Linked DNA regions of Homo sapiens: region 1 is linked to region 2. A link is a loop called in an ENCODE intact Hi-C map of the cell type or tissue named here. Cell type or tissue: Calu3. All regions are shown on one strand.

What was found. Peaks named below come from ENCODE experiments on the same cell type or tissue, not always from the same donor. Only the 100,000 strongest peaks of a DNase experiment are listed, where the experiment ranks them.
Region 1: it touches region 2 in a loop (12-fold over the local background); 3 of 110 quality-filtered maps call a loop at or near these places.

The regions. Positions count from the first base shown.
Region 1 is chrX:20,965,296-20,973,295 of GRCh38, forward strand. No RefSeq gene overlaps it. Among named protein-coding and RNA genes, the nearest start is that of CNKSR2, 410 kb to the right of the region's middle. RefSeq lists an enhancer at 7,689-8,000. In Calu3, no CTCF peak of the experiment used is centred here; a DNase peak (open chromatin) is centred at 3,916.
Region 2 is chrX:20,526,645-20,534,644 of GRCh38, forward strand. No RefSeq gene overlaps it. Among named protein-coding and RNA genes, the nearest start is that of RPS6KA3, 260 kb to the left of the region's middle. In Calu3, CTCF peaks have their summits at 1,003 (motif pointing right) and 3,847 (motif pointing right); a DNase peak (open chromatin) is centred at 3,877.

The sequences.
Region 1 (8,000 bases), 440 kb after region 2:
TTTTTGCCCACGCCTTTGTCAATCTTGTCTCACAGCAATTCAGAGTACACCAGCTCTATGCCTTCTGCCTCAAACTTTATTTTACAAATGGGAACACTGAGGTACTTGGAATTCAAGTGACACTGTCAAGGTTTCACAATGAATTAGTAACACACCTAGGAATAGAACTCAGGCCTTATGGCTCCCGTGACCACACATTCTAGTGTTCTCCAACTCAGTTTGCTAAAGGGACAGCTTCTTTCTTAAGCTTTTCAGAATAAGAGCCCTTAATTCAAAGCAAGTTTTTTTAAAAAAAGAAGAAGAAAGGTAGAATCTCCAGGAACTAATGAAAACAGAAACTTGTTTAGGGACTTTGAGAACTACTTGCACCCTGAAGTTATTCCCAGAGGACAGGTTGGAGAAACAAACAAGAGTCAATTACTATTTTGACTCCAATTATGTGGTTAAAAAAATAATAATAGAAACCATTCCCGCCTTTCATCCCTTGAATACTGTTGACTAAAGGAGGAGCTGATTAGAGCTGTTAGTCTGGAATGCTGAGCAGCTCTGGGCAAGAACCGTGCGTTCCAAGCTGACCCTGTCCCACCAGGAAAAACAGGGTGAAAACAGTCATTGATCACACATTCCCAACTCTTTGCTTCACCCTGACAAACAGAGTATGTTTACTAAGATTGCTATAAAAGGTATTTATCTAATTAGAGACTGTTTCCCCCTTTTATTAGTAAGCAATTAGACCACACTTTAGTACATTAAGGAGGTTTTGTGAATCCAACTGCAAGCATATAAATTCTGTTATTGTGTAATTGTATATTGGGCATAAAACCACAGATTTTCTTCTACTTTGGCTTGACCATTTTTTAAAAGCAATTTAGGGTTTTCAAAGCTAATGCTTATGTGGTGAGTGTTTTTTAAAAGCCTAGGGTAATACATATAATTTAGCCATTCTTTGGTTTTAAATCCAAACCAGAAAATGACACAAATTCCATACAAACATGTATCAACTATTTATTCTGTCCTTCTTCATCTCAAAGCCTGGGGATAATTCTTTTGTTAAGTACAATGGTAGCATAGTATCACTCTTTAGCATAGAAACCATAAACTTTATCTAGCCAAATAATTCCACAAACCCCTGAATTAAACCTCTGTAGCTCATGTGCATATGACTGGATTCATCTTAATTACATTATGGCCAGGCACGGTGGCTCACCCCTGTAATCCCAGCACTTTGGGAGGCCGAGGTGGACAGATCACGAGGTCAGGAGCTCGAGACCAGCCTGACCAACATGGAGAAACCCCATCTCTACTAAAAAAAAATACAAAAAATTAGCCGGGCATGGTGGCACATGCCTGTAATCCCAGCTACTCGGGAGGCTGAGGCAGGAGAATCACTTGAACTCGAGACGCAGAGTTTGTGGTGAGCCAAGATCATGCCATTGCACCGCAGCCTGGGCAACAAGAGTGAAATTCATTCTCAAAATAAATAAATAAATAAATAACATCATGTTTGCAAGACAGGAGTGGGGAAGAAATGGAAAGATCATATCACTTTGACTATCAGCTTATTAGGTTAAATATATCAGGTTAGATAGAGCCATATGACATTACCAATATTTGACTATTTCTTACTTACAAATATGGTAATTTCCTATGGTTCAATTGCTATATATGTTGCACCAAGTTTTCACAAGGACACCATAAATGCCAAAATAAAAACCATTGACTCACACTCTTAATAAACAACTTTTTCATTTATAAAAGTATCCAAAGACTTTGTAAATTACATTGGTAACATATTTTACTACTAGATGCCCTTGAGACCTTAGGCAAAACACTAGGCTTTTGGGACCTTGTTTCCTTCTCTGACAGAGGAGAGGGTTGAACTAGAACTAAAAAAAAAAAAAAATTAAATTTCCATAAAAGGCATCACTAATCAAAATTAGGACACAGTGTAGATAACAATGCCATTATGTTAAGGAAGCTGAGATCTATGTCATTATGGAAATATTTCATAGTATTGCATTTTTATATGCTCTAAGAAACCTTTAAAGGCACTGAATTAGACAATGAAGAACTGATTTACTAATTGACTGTATGATAATAAAAATTAATAATACTAATGAGAACAACTAACATTTATTGACTACAAAATATGAGTTACACACAAATATGATTTGGCTCTGTGTCCCCACCCAAATCTCATCTCGAATTGTAATCCCCCATAACAGGGGAGGGACCAAGTGAAAGGTGATTGGATCATGGGTCCTTATTCCCCATGCTGTTCCTGTGATAGTGAACTCTCACAAGATCTGGTTGTTTGATGAGTGTGGGACTCTTCAGCCTTTGAGCACTCTTCTCTCTCCTGCCACCTTGTGAAGAAGGTGCCTGCTTCCCCTTTTGCCATGATTGTAAGTTTCCTGAGACCTATTCATCCATGCAGAACTGTGAGTCAATTAAACCTCTTTCCTTTATGAATTACCCAGTCTTGGGTAGTATGTTTATAGCAGTGTGAGAATGGACTAATACAACACTTAAGCACCTATTACACATTATCTCATTTGATTCTTATACCATACACACAAGCAGCAATGTGCTGGTAAATGCTTGATAAACAACTATCTCAGAGGACAAACAGCCCAGATTTGTAGTGTTTGCTGATTTCTACAGTGTAAATATTTTCACCTTGGCTGAATTCCAGCTACCAACCTGACTTCACAGACACAGCAGGACTAGGAAGAGACACCCAGTAGCATACTATTATATAGTATTTCCACCATACAAGTACAGTAGACATAAGTAACTTCAAGAACACAGATAATAATAAAATTTAGTAAAATAATTAGAAAGTGATGGGTTCTGGGTATTATTTTTGTTTTAACATAAAAGCATAATTTATATAATTTAATTTATAATAAAGGCTGTGTATAAAAACTAGTTCACAAAATTTTTGAACATTTAAGAGTTCTTATGAATCGAGGGCACCACTATATGTGAGGTTGACTTTACTAACCAGTCTTATTGAAAATAGGGAATAGTGGTTGGGCGCAGTGGCACATGCCTGTAATCCCAGAATATTGGGAAGCCAAGGTGGGTGGATCACTAGAGGTCAGGAGTTTGAGACCAGCCTGACCAACATGGTGAAACCCCATCTCTACTAAAAATACAAAAATAAAAAGAAAATTAGCCAGGCGTGGTGGCACATGCCTGTAGCTACTTGGGAGGCTGAGGCAGGAGAATCGCTTGAACCCAGGAGGCAGAGGTTGCAGTGAGCTGAGATCGCGCCACTGCACTCCAGCTTGGGAAACAAGAGCAAAACTCCGTCTCAAAAAAAAAGGAAACAAAAGAAAATAGGGAATAGTAATATACAAAAGGTGAAGAGGTGAAGTAAGTTGCAAAGATTGTCCTCTAGTAAGCTCAAATACTGATTTTCCAGACTGTAAAGCTTAACTCCTTAATTCTGAGGAAGCTTATACAATAGATTTTAAGAACATAACTTTTGTTATAGTAGGTAGCTAGTCAGGCATGAGCAGGGCAGGAGAGGGCTCCCCTCACCCCATCAGGAATGTCAGGCGACCGTCGGGTGATGGTCAGGCAGTTGTTAACTGTCTCTCTAAGATAATAATTGGACTCAGCCAGAGCCAGGGAAAGGCAGTCTCCCTATAGATAGCAAAAACCTGAAACTGGTGATTAGTAGCTTTCCAATAAGCTCTCAGGGATTGGGGGAGTGAGATCAAGCATGTGCATTAAGAGGCAAAGTGGCAGAGTTTAACTGGTATATGACCTTCGTCCAGGAATGCTAGATTGGTAAGGGAAGAAAACCTCAAGTGAGCATGCATAAAATTCCAGTAAACACACTGCGTATGCTCCCCTCCCACATGCTAGCAGGCCATTGTGCATGTAGACAGCACACCCCAAAGGAAGAATCAGGGAAGAAGGGACACAGATCCTGAAAGTATGCCAGTGTATAAAACCCCATGTCAAAAGGTCAAACCACAAACTTGTCTTTCAAGTTGCCCTCTTGGCCCTCTTCCAAGTATACTTTACTTTCTTTTCATTCATGCTCTAAAGCTTTTTAATAAACTTTCACTCCTGCTCTAAAACTTGCCTTGGTCTCTCCTTCTGCCTTATGCCCCTCCATTGAATTCTTTCTTCTGCAGAGGCAAGAATTGAGGTTGCTGCAGACCTGTATGGATTTGCCACAAGTAACACTTTTATATAATCCAAGACATACAAGTTTTTGATTGTAGCTAAAATGGCACTAAGCAAGGCTAAAAGGGAAAAAAGTAAAGCAAGATGAAAATTTAAAGGAATGTTTTCTAGAAGAAGGCCTATTGAGAGAAATGTTACCAATGCAGGTCATTTGGTAACACATTTCTGTTTTATGACATTTTCTAAGGTTAGTCAGAAGGAACTAGTAATTGTAAAAAGAGAAACCAGAACAGTGAACAAGCCAATCTATTCTTACACATCACCAAGTGGTACTGAGGTGCAAAATTCCCATGGGAGGGGCTCACCAGTCTGGAATGATTCAAGGAACGCTCTTTTTTGTTTGCCTACACTGGAGTCTCTGTAAATTATGACAGATATCACCACATTTTTTCCCCAATTGTTTGAGACTTTTTTTTTCCAGATAAAAGAAGGAAAATTCTACATTCATGTTGATAACTTTTTGATCTCTGGGTAATTTCCAATGCATTTTATAAAATAACTTATATAAATGTGGTTGTTACAGAATTTCACCTATTCAGAAGTTTTAAGCATTTTAATTAGACAGTGCTTCGTTGGTATCACTGGATAAGTACTCCAAACTAAGCATAAATGAGTCAAGCTTTCATGCCTTTCATGAAGATTCAGGCTTACTCTGACACTTACCAGACACAAGATCAATGTCTGGCCATAGTAAGTGCTATGTAATCGTTAGCCATTATTATTAGCATTTAGAAGTGCTGTGTTTCTGGTGGGTTACAGATTCATGCTGTGGGCAGAGTTTCCTCAGAATGCTCCTCATATGCAACGTTAGCTACAGGCTGCCAGAATTTGTCCTTTAATAGTACTGGTATGACAAACATTTTCAGTTGGTCTTTGGTGTACTTGGATTTCTGGTGCTAGAAATGTTTTATTACTTATGGAGGCCCATCGTAGAAGCAACATTTTCCCCCAAAAGAGTTTCAGTTCTGGCTGTCTTAGGATTTAGGCTCATAAGGTATTTGGGCTGATGTTGGGTGATGTCAGTTCATGTGAAAACTGTGCTTTTGATAGTACAGCCAGTGCATCTTTTTACGAGGGTTGAGGTCAAAGGAACTTCCTCATGGTAGTTGGAAACTGACTTATTTGTCAATTCTTGCTTTACAATGGGTCTCTAAAAGTTCTCAAAGTAACATATAAACAAATGTAGTACATGTTTCAGTATTTATAGCAAACTGTAAGGTAGACTTATGAGCTTCATTAGAATTGATTACAGAAATGCTCATTTTGTATAATGGGTAGTAAGAACAGTGAGCAGTCTAGGGAGCAACCAGCCTTCTCACACTTTCTGCCTTGAAGTTAGATCCTTTGTATACATCTTTTCTTTTTTTGTAGAGATGGGGTTCATGTTGCCTAGGCTGGCCTTGAACTCCTAGCCTCAAGTGATCCTCCCACCTCGGCCTCCCAAAGTGCTGGGATTACAGGCGTAAGCCATCATGCCTGGCCCATGTTCATCTTATACTTTGTTTTTATGCTTTGCTATTGCTCCCTGTTATTATATTGAATTCATGTTTATTACTAAATTTCTAACCACCTTATCAGAAATGGCAACTCCTTCCATAATTTTACTTATTTGAACATATATAATCTTTTCACCATCATAGCAGCCATTTCAAATCATCTCCTTTTAGAGCTGGTAAAGGCCTTCAGGTTCATTTAGCATAAACTTGTTATTTCACAGTTGAGGAATCAAAGGTCCAGTGAGGTTAAATGTCTTGCCTAAAAAACTCGGCACATCAGCATCTTATTAGTTCTGAACTTTGCATTTTTGAGTAAGTTATAAGCAATGTGTGGAATACCATCCACTTGTAAAATGAATAAACTTTCCTTAACAATTTTAACTTCCTGGAAAGAATTTTTTCAACAGAGCAATAAAATGACATCAGTGAAATCAATCGTGTTGTCTTGATAGGTCATAAAACCTTGGGCAGTGACCACTGAGTGAGAGACAGGACTAGCTGGATTTCCTAGGCTGACTAAGAATCACTAAGCCTAGCTGGGAAGGTGACCGCATCCACCTTTAAACACGGGGCTTGCAACTTAGCTCCCACCTGACCAATCAGGTAGGAAAGAGAGCTCACTAAAATGCTAATTAGGCTAAAACAGGAGGTAAAGAAATAGCCAATCATCTATTGCCTGAGAGCACAGCGGAAGGGACAATGATCAGGATATAAACCCAGGCATTGGAGCAGGCAATGGCTACCCTTTTTGGGTCCCCTCCCTTTGTATGGGAGCTCTGTCGTCACTCTATTAAATCTTGCAACTGCACTCTCTTCTGATCCGTGTTTGTTACGGCTCGAGCTGAGCTTTCGCTCGCTGTCCACCACTGCTGTTTGCCGCCATTGTAGACCCGCTGCTGACTTCCATCCCTCAGGATCTGCCAGGGTGTCTGCTGGGCTCCTTATCCAAGGAGGTGCCCATTGCCACTGCTGATTGGGCTAAAGGCTTGCCATTGTTCCTGCACGGCTAAGTGCCCGGGTTCGTCCTAATCCAGCTGAACACTAGTCACTGGGTTCCACGGTTCTCTTCCGTGACCCACGGCTTCTAACAGAGCTTAACACTCACCACATGGCCCAAGATTCCATTTGTTGGAATCTGTGAGGCCAAGAACCCCAGGTCGAGAACACGAGGCTTGCCACAATCTTGGAAGCGGCCCGCCACCATCTTGGGAGCTCTGGGAGCAAGGACCCCCGGTAACATGAGGAAACAAGATAATGCAGTGGGGGGAGAGTGGTGGTGACTAAGCTGTGCTGTCCAACACAGCTGCTACTAGTTACATGTGGATATCATAATATTTAAGTTAATTAAAAGTAAATAAAACTAAAAATCCATTTCCTCAGTCCTACTAGTCACATTTCATATGTTCAATAGCCATGTGCGACTAGTAGCTATGGTATTAGGCAGCATAGAATATTTAGATAAAGTATCTCCATCATCCCAGAAAGTGCTATTGGACGGCATTAGAAGGTCTGTTTGAATCTCCACTCAACTGCCAATTTTTTTGGAGGCTTCTAAACTGGGAAGCTTCGTCTTTCTTGAGATAGGTGCCAATCCTGACACCAGGGAGATCTCTCAGGGAATGGACAGAGGCTTTCCAGAGTAACAATCTACTCAGCTCCTAAGCTGCACAACAACCCCTGACAAAAGAATTAGACTCAGTAGCTCATGCTCCTGGCTCATCTCACTCTTGCCTTGTTTTGGGAGTGATGGTGCAGGGGAAAGCATGAAAGAGGGAGGGGCCAGAATTTAGCATATCGCAAATAGTCTGAACCTTGCTTAACTTTTTACTTGTCTACAGTCTTCTTACCCCCAACTCCCCAATGTCTTCATCTTCACTAGACAGCAGAGACATGGCCTTGATGAAGTCCAATCACTTTCTGCTTCTTTGGGGCAGGAGGAAGTAATTAGATAGATTCTAGGGAAAGAGATGTGTGAAGACAGGAGCCTCACCAAATTTGCTGAGGTCCTCAACATGGTCAGCTCAGTCAGCTCCACTGAGGGTACAAAGATGGTAAAAATTACTTTATAGGGGCTCCTTTTCCCGGGGGTCCTTTTTATTTTCAGCTCCCCTGACCTGAAGGCCTGAGACTGGGCTTGGCTATCTAAGACCCCTCACTATCCACCTTGGCAGTGTATAGGTCCGCAGGAGACAATAGTCCTTCCCTACCCTGCAATGGAAACGCCATTGTAATTCATAGTAAGGAGTCAATAAAGACTTAACAGGTCTTTCTCCCAGAAGTATTTACATTTCAAAAACT
Region 2 (8,000 bases):
GCCTCACATTAAGCATTTTTTGTGTACTCTTGCAGTAAAACATTTGAACATTTGTTTATAGCTATAGCTCATGATAGATGTTTTTAACTTCAGAAACTTCAAAAGTTTTACAAAGTCATATTAGATGAGTGTATTCTCATATGTCTTCTTCAAGTTGATGATTCACAATATAAACAGTTGTCCTTATTGTGCATAGGCCTTTTCCTAAAATGCATACTTTTGATTGAGTATGTTTACCTCTTACTGCTTTTAAGCCTCTAAACAAGAAATGAGAGTTTTATCTTCATCTACTCTCCTCCCACTTTTGTCTACTTCAAAATTCGGTATCTTGATTAATTACCATCTCCCATTTTGCTTAGCCGGAAACTCTACCAACTTCCTTCCTTATCTTCTTCCTATCTAATTGCCCACCAAATCCTATTAATTCTACCGTCAGATGTATTTTAGGTCTCTCTTCACTTTAAATTTCTGCTCCCATCCTTACTGCCATGGTTGAATTCCTGTAGTTACTTACTACATATTCCTTCTATTGTATTTGCCATACAAATACGCCATGGTAAGAGAACAAGCTTGGGCTAGGTTGCCTGGTTCAAAGTCTGGCTCCAGCACTTAACTCCGTGTGACTCTGGAGGGAGTTATATAACCTCTCTGAGCCTCAGCTTCCTCTGTAAAACAAGGCTAAAAACCTCACAGGAGTACTGAAAACATCAGATGAACTAAAATGTATAATGCACTTGAATCAATGTCTGGCACCTAGTAGTATTACGTAAATATTAACTTATTAATAATGGTTTTGCTTATAGCATATTTTTGCTGTAAATATTTAAGTGGTTGATTCCTCCAGTAGACCTTATTATGGGAAGGGCTACGTTATTATTAGTATTTAAAAAATAGTAGCATGAGTATTTTAATCGCTAGCTCTTTGTATAGTGTAGGGGCATTTAAAGATTTAATCCAATGAATTTCACTTGTCAGAATAGGACAGTTCTACATAACAACCACTAGATGGAAGCAAAACCTTTTATAAAATCATTTATCACCAGAAACTGCTGCAGTGTACGGAACATCTACCTCTTTTGTCTCTTTTATTTCTACAACCTAATTATCACCAAGAACAAAGTAACACCACCACCATCATCAATAACAACAGCTACAACAAAGGCAGCTCATGAAAAGGCCCCAAACTTTGTGTATTGAACCCAATTCAGAATTAAGGTTTTGGAATGTATTTGCTATACAATTTAGAAATTATTAGTCAAAAAATGCTGACAATATTGTCACTGAACCGAAAGCCAGCTGGCACCCAGCCACACTTACATAAGAAGAGTCTCTGAAGGCTTGTCGCAGGAAAGATGTAGACCTCCTGCTCTATGCTGTCTGACTGCCACATAACGACCAATTGTCCCTGTGAATGACACATCTCTCATTATTAATAAAGAATTGCTGCTTTCCTATATTGTTTGGGATGGGGTGATTTATAGGTAATTGATGATTTAATTACTGGGTTTATTGTCTTCTTTGGGAGTTTCCGTATCTCATCTTCAAATATGTATTTGTTATCTTTCATTTGCAATGAAGGGATTCATTTCTTTCTCCCTTGTTTACTTTCAGGTCCTCAGCCTTTTCTTTCTCCACATGCTTCTTATGGCTGACAATCTCATATCAGTGACACCTCCCATTACAGTACTGTCAGCAAGGATTCCCAGTGGGGAAGGGGCTATGCATAGTTGGATTACCCCAACCCCAGATTCTGTTGAGCTGTTAGCTTTCTCTAATTAGTCCTCTCTATCATCAGAAATGAATTGACACTCACTTTTTCTCGCACAGTGGGACTTGCTTTCTCTAACACCCATAGGCATTCGTGGGCTCTTTCACTTTTCTCCCCCCTTCCTTTCTCCACCCCCTCTCTATCTCCCATTCTATCTCACCTCCCTCTTACACTCTCTCCCTCTTAACATTCTACTTATTTTCCTTCTACCGTGCAATGCTATATTAACCATATAACAACAAGAGAACATCCATATAATATAAATTTGATCTCAAAAGTGAGAAGAGTTTTCTTGCATATAAAATATGAGATATCTTGGGAGAAAAAAAGTTTCTACTTAAAATCAATGCTTCACCATTGCCCAAAGCTGAATGAGCATCAGTTGAATGCACAGCAGCGCCGAAGTGCAATGACCTACTTAGGATCACTCTAAATTACTTGGATGAAAAATGATTTCAATTCAAATCTTTTTTCTTATCACAATTTCTTTCCAGGTGGAAAGATGTTTTACTTGCCCACTCATTGCTCTAACCAAATCTCCATCTGAGATTTAGACTTCTTTAAATGCAGTTTGGAACATTAGCAAATAGGAGTCAGGTTATTAAAACTAAATTGAATTTCTCAGACGTCCTCTTTTCTTTCCACAGAGCAGTCAAGTGAGAAAGCTCATCCAAGGAGCAGGAAGGCTGATTTTTGGTTACCCTCCTGTGATCACGGCTGCTCTGTTCACCTTAGTCACTAAACACATGCTGCCTTGGTAGGAAAACAAATGAGCTAAAGCCATCCCCAGCACACTGCTGGCCATCATCAAGACTTGAAGGAATTTCAAAGAAGCAAAATATGTGTCTGTATTCCCCTGGGGCAACGTGAATCCCGCTAAGTATTTTGCTTTCTGGATACACAAATGTAGCAAGAGGTTCTATTCTATACCTGTGTGCTTGCTGGCTGGCACAAAATGTATGCACAACTACAGACGTCTGGATTTGTTTTCACGAGCAGCTGATGGAGGATTCTCCAAGCACGTGGGTAAAACTGTGGCCGTGTGATCTGCCTTCTTGGTCTCACAGCTGGCCTCACGGCTGCTTTATATAATGTGGTTTGTTTGCTGATGGGCTCGTGTTTGATTGGTTCCAGAGTGGGAACAGCAAAACCTGTGCATAGTCCCCGTGAGTGCTAGACTCAGCCAGCTGATTTGATTTTGTATTTCTTGTGCACCAAGAGGTCAAACTGAGCATCACCAAGGAAATAAACGTGGGTGCTTGTGCACAGCGAGGTTAGGAATGATCTGGATGAATAATGGAGGCAGTTGAGGTGGCCTGAATTAGAGATGTCTGTGGGTGGGGGGGAGAGTGAAAAAGGAGAAGCAGGGAAGGGAATGATGAGGGGAAATTCTTTCAGCCACTAGCAGCTAAGCATAGATCAGTGGAATGCATTCCTTATCAAATGTGAGCAGGAACCAGGGAATGGAATATTGCCGAGTGGAATGCCTAATAAAGTAACTGGCTTTCTCTTGCTGCCCTTTCCATCTAAATACTTAAGTAAAGATATTCAGCAGATTGCAGGGCTTTTACAAGGAGGCACAAAAGTAGAAAGAAAAGATTCATCAATGGGGGATTTGCCACTGAAGGCATAGCTTATTGTACTGTATTAAAGAAAAAAACTCCACCCCATTTGTTTTTAGTCAAAACACTTTAAAATTATCTCAATTTGCTTTGGAATTCATTTTGTCTGTCTTCCCAAATTGAGGGAACTGCACACCGCTTTTGACTATTTTAGTAAGAGTTTAACGTGAATAGCCCAAATCCTTACACCGCTGCCCCTTCGGAGTTGCTTTAACTTCTATAAATACACCCAGCAACAAGGTATTTTGAGAGCTCCCTAAGTAACAATGCTTTGAATTTCTCTTGTGCAAATCTCCACGAGAACTAAAGCAACTCTCAGTGGGTCCTCCATAACCGCCAACTTATGACTATAAAGTTGAACATTAATGAGTCCTCTGTAGCTCTTTCCCCCCCAATAAAATATTCTTTTTGGTATGATAATTTTGTTTACTTCTCCCGAGAGCCAGTCGTTACCAAAATTTACCATCAGAGGGCGCACATTCACAGAAAATGCAGCAGTTCCCTGCTCTGGCGGATTGCTTCCCCTCCTATTTGCAGGATGGAAGAAACAGGTTTTAGTCGGAGGTATTTTCAGTTCAAATTCAAGTTCTAGAACTTTGATTTATTATTAGCCTGTTCTCTTACTTGGGTGGAAGGGAAGAGAGAAAAACAGGTCTGTCTGCAACCATTGTGTTCTACCCCCATTCAGGGACAGCCTCAGAAACTGCAAGGTTTCAAAGATAATCAAAACAAGTCTGATCGCTAATGGATCTGAGGGCATAGGCTCCAGCCTCTCTAAAATGACAAATCGCTTCACGTTACCCAAGAAACCACAAAAGATTCACACCCACCCCCTCCTCCCCCGAGCCCTGTCCTTCTGCAAGTGATTTGCAATCCCAGACAAGTATTATATAACGATGAAACAGAAGCCTGGAGCTTTGGTTTGTTATTTCTTTCGGAGAAAAGACATTAAAAAACTGTTATTATATCACTATCCTAAATGCCTGTGAGAAAAACATTTCAGAGAATTGTTAGAAACGCGGGGCAGTGGAACTGAAATTTGCATTAGTGCTAAAGATTGTGAGCATCTGTAATTGCCCAAGGGGGCAGTTTGAATGAAAAGACACACACCGGTGGGGTGAATGGAAAAAGCTACAGACCTGAAGTGGGGGAAGCTGGGGGCCTAATCCTGGCTGACTGCTAACTAGCTGGCTGAGCATCCTTGAGTTAGTTACTTAACGTCTTTGGGCCTGAGTTCTGCAAGCTGGCAATTAGATGATGTCAGAATGCCTTCCATTCTACTAAGTTATCTTCTCAAGGACAAATGTAGATAATGTTATTAATTTGACTTCTGTGGAGAATACAGCAGCACCCAATAATAAATTAACCATTTTGCAGGTTATTTTAATACTGCATTTCAAACAGCTCTGAAGTACTTTATAAGTCATATTTATGAAAATAGCCCATTACTTAGCAATAATTTCTCTAGTGTTTTGATGGGAAGAGCTGCAGAGCAGTTCTCTCTGGGCAATGCTAGACAGACACTGTGGTATATGGTAAAACAGACGAACAAACAAACAAACAACAGACAGGTTTGGACCCTGGATCCATTTTAATTTGCTATGTGACCTCAGACAAGTTACTTAACCATCTGGGCTTTTGATTCTTAGACTGCAAGAATCTTTTAGGGTTATAGTGAGAAATAATGAGCTAATTAGATGGCTGGGCACATACCAAGCCATCATTATATGAGAACACTTCACTACTATTAATATTTATCGTTACCACTAAAACATCCAACCTATAAAACTGCTCAAAGAGTTATTTAACCCCAGATAACTATGCAATATTTAGCTCTCTTAGTCATATGTTTACTAACGTAGGAACTTCAGTGTTGCAAAATCTCGAATGAAGAAATTGAAGGAGGATTTTTCAGAGATATGATCCTTGGAAAATGACCTCATCTGGGTCTCCAAAAATTGGAATTTGGGGACTTTTAGATCATCTAGTCTCTGCAGCCTAAACGAACAATGGGAGAAATTTGTTATGGGCAGGGTACAGATTTCCATAGTGTAGTGTGGTGCTCGCAGGTGGAAAGTGCTGGTGTGCAAAGGTGGGAGGAGGAGTGGGGGCTCCACCGTTCTGGTGGTAGCAGCCCCACAGTCATTCCCATGTCTCCTTCAAAGTTTGTGTCGCCCAGCTGGACACAGAAAAGACAGAATTATTGGAAAAATATGGTGAAAGCCAATACCAATACCAGTTAAACTGAGTCTAGAGGATGGTGTGCGAAGCAACTTAATTGAACATGTGAGCCCAGGGGTGGGTGGTTCTCTCCTTTTTTAGTTCTCGGGCCATATGCATTTGTAGCAGATGCTCTTGGTGCCCTGCCTGCAGCCCCCAGAACTCACTTTACTTGCTGCAGGATGCTTTGTGGGAATGTCTGTGACTCTCTGTCTGAGGTTTTTTTTCTAACTGGGGAATATGGTCCGTCCATACTCAGCTGTCCCCAAAGCAGCTCTCAACCAATGACCGGCATGGGAGTGGGTGGAGAAATAGCTCAGTTTCCTCCCATCCTGGTTAGGTTAACTCTGGGTTATGTTCTATGCTATCTTCCGGAGTTCCTCAAAGGATGCTCACCCTTTACTGGCTGCCTTCCCTTCTTGGGACCACTTCCCTTTTCTAGTGCTGTGGACAGAGTGCTGCCACCATAAATCCTTGTTTCTGGGTCTGCTTCTGGGAGCACCTGACATAAGATACCAGGATTAGCTTCTATTTCAAAATTTACAAGTGATTTTCTGCATACAGAACATGAGTTATGGTGCCAAGCCAATCTAGGGCTGCAACTAGGCACTGCCATTTACCAGCTTGGCAACCTGGGGTCAAGTTCTTTAACCTCTCCAATTTTCAGTTGACTTATCTAAAATATGAAGAGTGTAATGATACCTAGTCATCAGATTGATGCGATAATTGAATGTGATTCTGCGTGTCAAGTCCCTGGCACAGCATCTGCCTCATAGTAAGTCTTAGCTTTCAAGTAAACATTGGCAACCACTGACTACTATTGTTCTTAATTGCCCTTCTAAATGTATGTAGGAGAGCTCTTATATTGGCCATATAAAATGTCTTCTGAGGCTACCGTGGAAATCAGGAGAGAAAAACAATGATCTGTAGCCTTTTAATTCCCATGGGAGAACATTATTGCCTCAGGAACCTAAGCTTCATTTAAAAAAATGCTATATGAGCAGGAAGGAATGGAGACACAAAAACCTAATGCCTGTGAAAGTGATCTGCCCCAGCTGGGCTCTGAACATGATAGGTGTGCAAGTGGGAGCTCAAACAGTGAACAAAGCCAGCATCTGAGGCATTATTTTTAGAGGCTGGAGAAATGCTGGGGAAGAAGTAAGAGGGGAAATATGCAGCATTTATGTAACACATTTCCAAGTAGCTCTGAAAGGAAGTTTTATATTTAATGGAGTTGTTAACAATTGGGATTGAAAGCCTAAAATAGAAGTAAGAACACTTAGCCAACTTGGGAGCATTTCGTTGGATCTGCTGTAGAATATTAGGTTTGGAGAAGTTATGCAGGGATAGGTAATATACATGGAAATGAACATAGCCCTGTTATTAAGTTCATGTCTGATTTTTGTCTTAAGACTCTTACTAATGTTTTTTCTCCATTCTGTTGATTGAACCATATCTCTCTGCATAACACCAGCTTTCCTTGCCCATTAGCTTTTCTCTTTTCTTCCTCTGAATCAAATAGTGTTTTCGACTTCAGTGCTTTTGCTCATATTGCTTCCCTAGTTGGGCATGCCTTTATGGTTACCCTCCTCCCACAGAAGTTCAATCCTTCTTCAAATTTCTTTGACAGCTGGGGGCCCCAGAGATTCTTTGACTTCTGGGGCTAGAAAGAAATTAGGTCCCTGTCGTGAAGGACTTTGGATGCTGTTGTCTTCAGCCTATAGAAATTGAAGTCACTGGAATCTTTTGGGAGGATAGTCACATTACTCACTGTGTGTCTCTGGAAGATATGAATAACTCTGGCAGCCATGTGAATGACAGCTTTGGAGAGGAAGAAACTGGTACCAGGTTGCAAGGCTGTTGCGACGGCTCAGGTGCCAAGAGGTCAGGATATAAGCTAGACAAAGAGTAGAGCCAAAGGGGCAGAAGGGATGACTTTGAGCGACCTCTTAAGGGCTAATTTGGAAAGCCTGATGACGAATTGCATGTGGGAAATGGAAGGAAGACAGGAAAACAGTAGCTGTGGAGGACCTGAGGCTTCCACAGATTTGTGGAGGACAGCAATAGAGGGCAGGGAATTGGATGGGAGAAGTAAGAATTTGATTTGGACGTGTGCTGCTTGGCCATTCATTTGTAGCTATCCCAATGTGCAACTGGGGATGTGGGTCTGAATCCCCAGACGAGGACGGAGGAAATGATATGGATTTGGAAGTCTTCTCAAAACACTTGGGAATGCAATTATTGGGAAAGAGAGTGAGTAAGAAAAGAAGATGTCTTTGGCAAAAGCTACAGGAAAATCCAATATTTAAAAGGCTGATGATGGAAGAGGAAACAGCAAATAAGAATGAGAAGTGATCTGAGAGGTAGAAGGAGACTCAGCATGTGTAGCC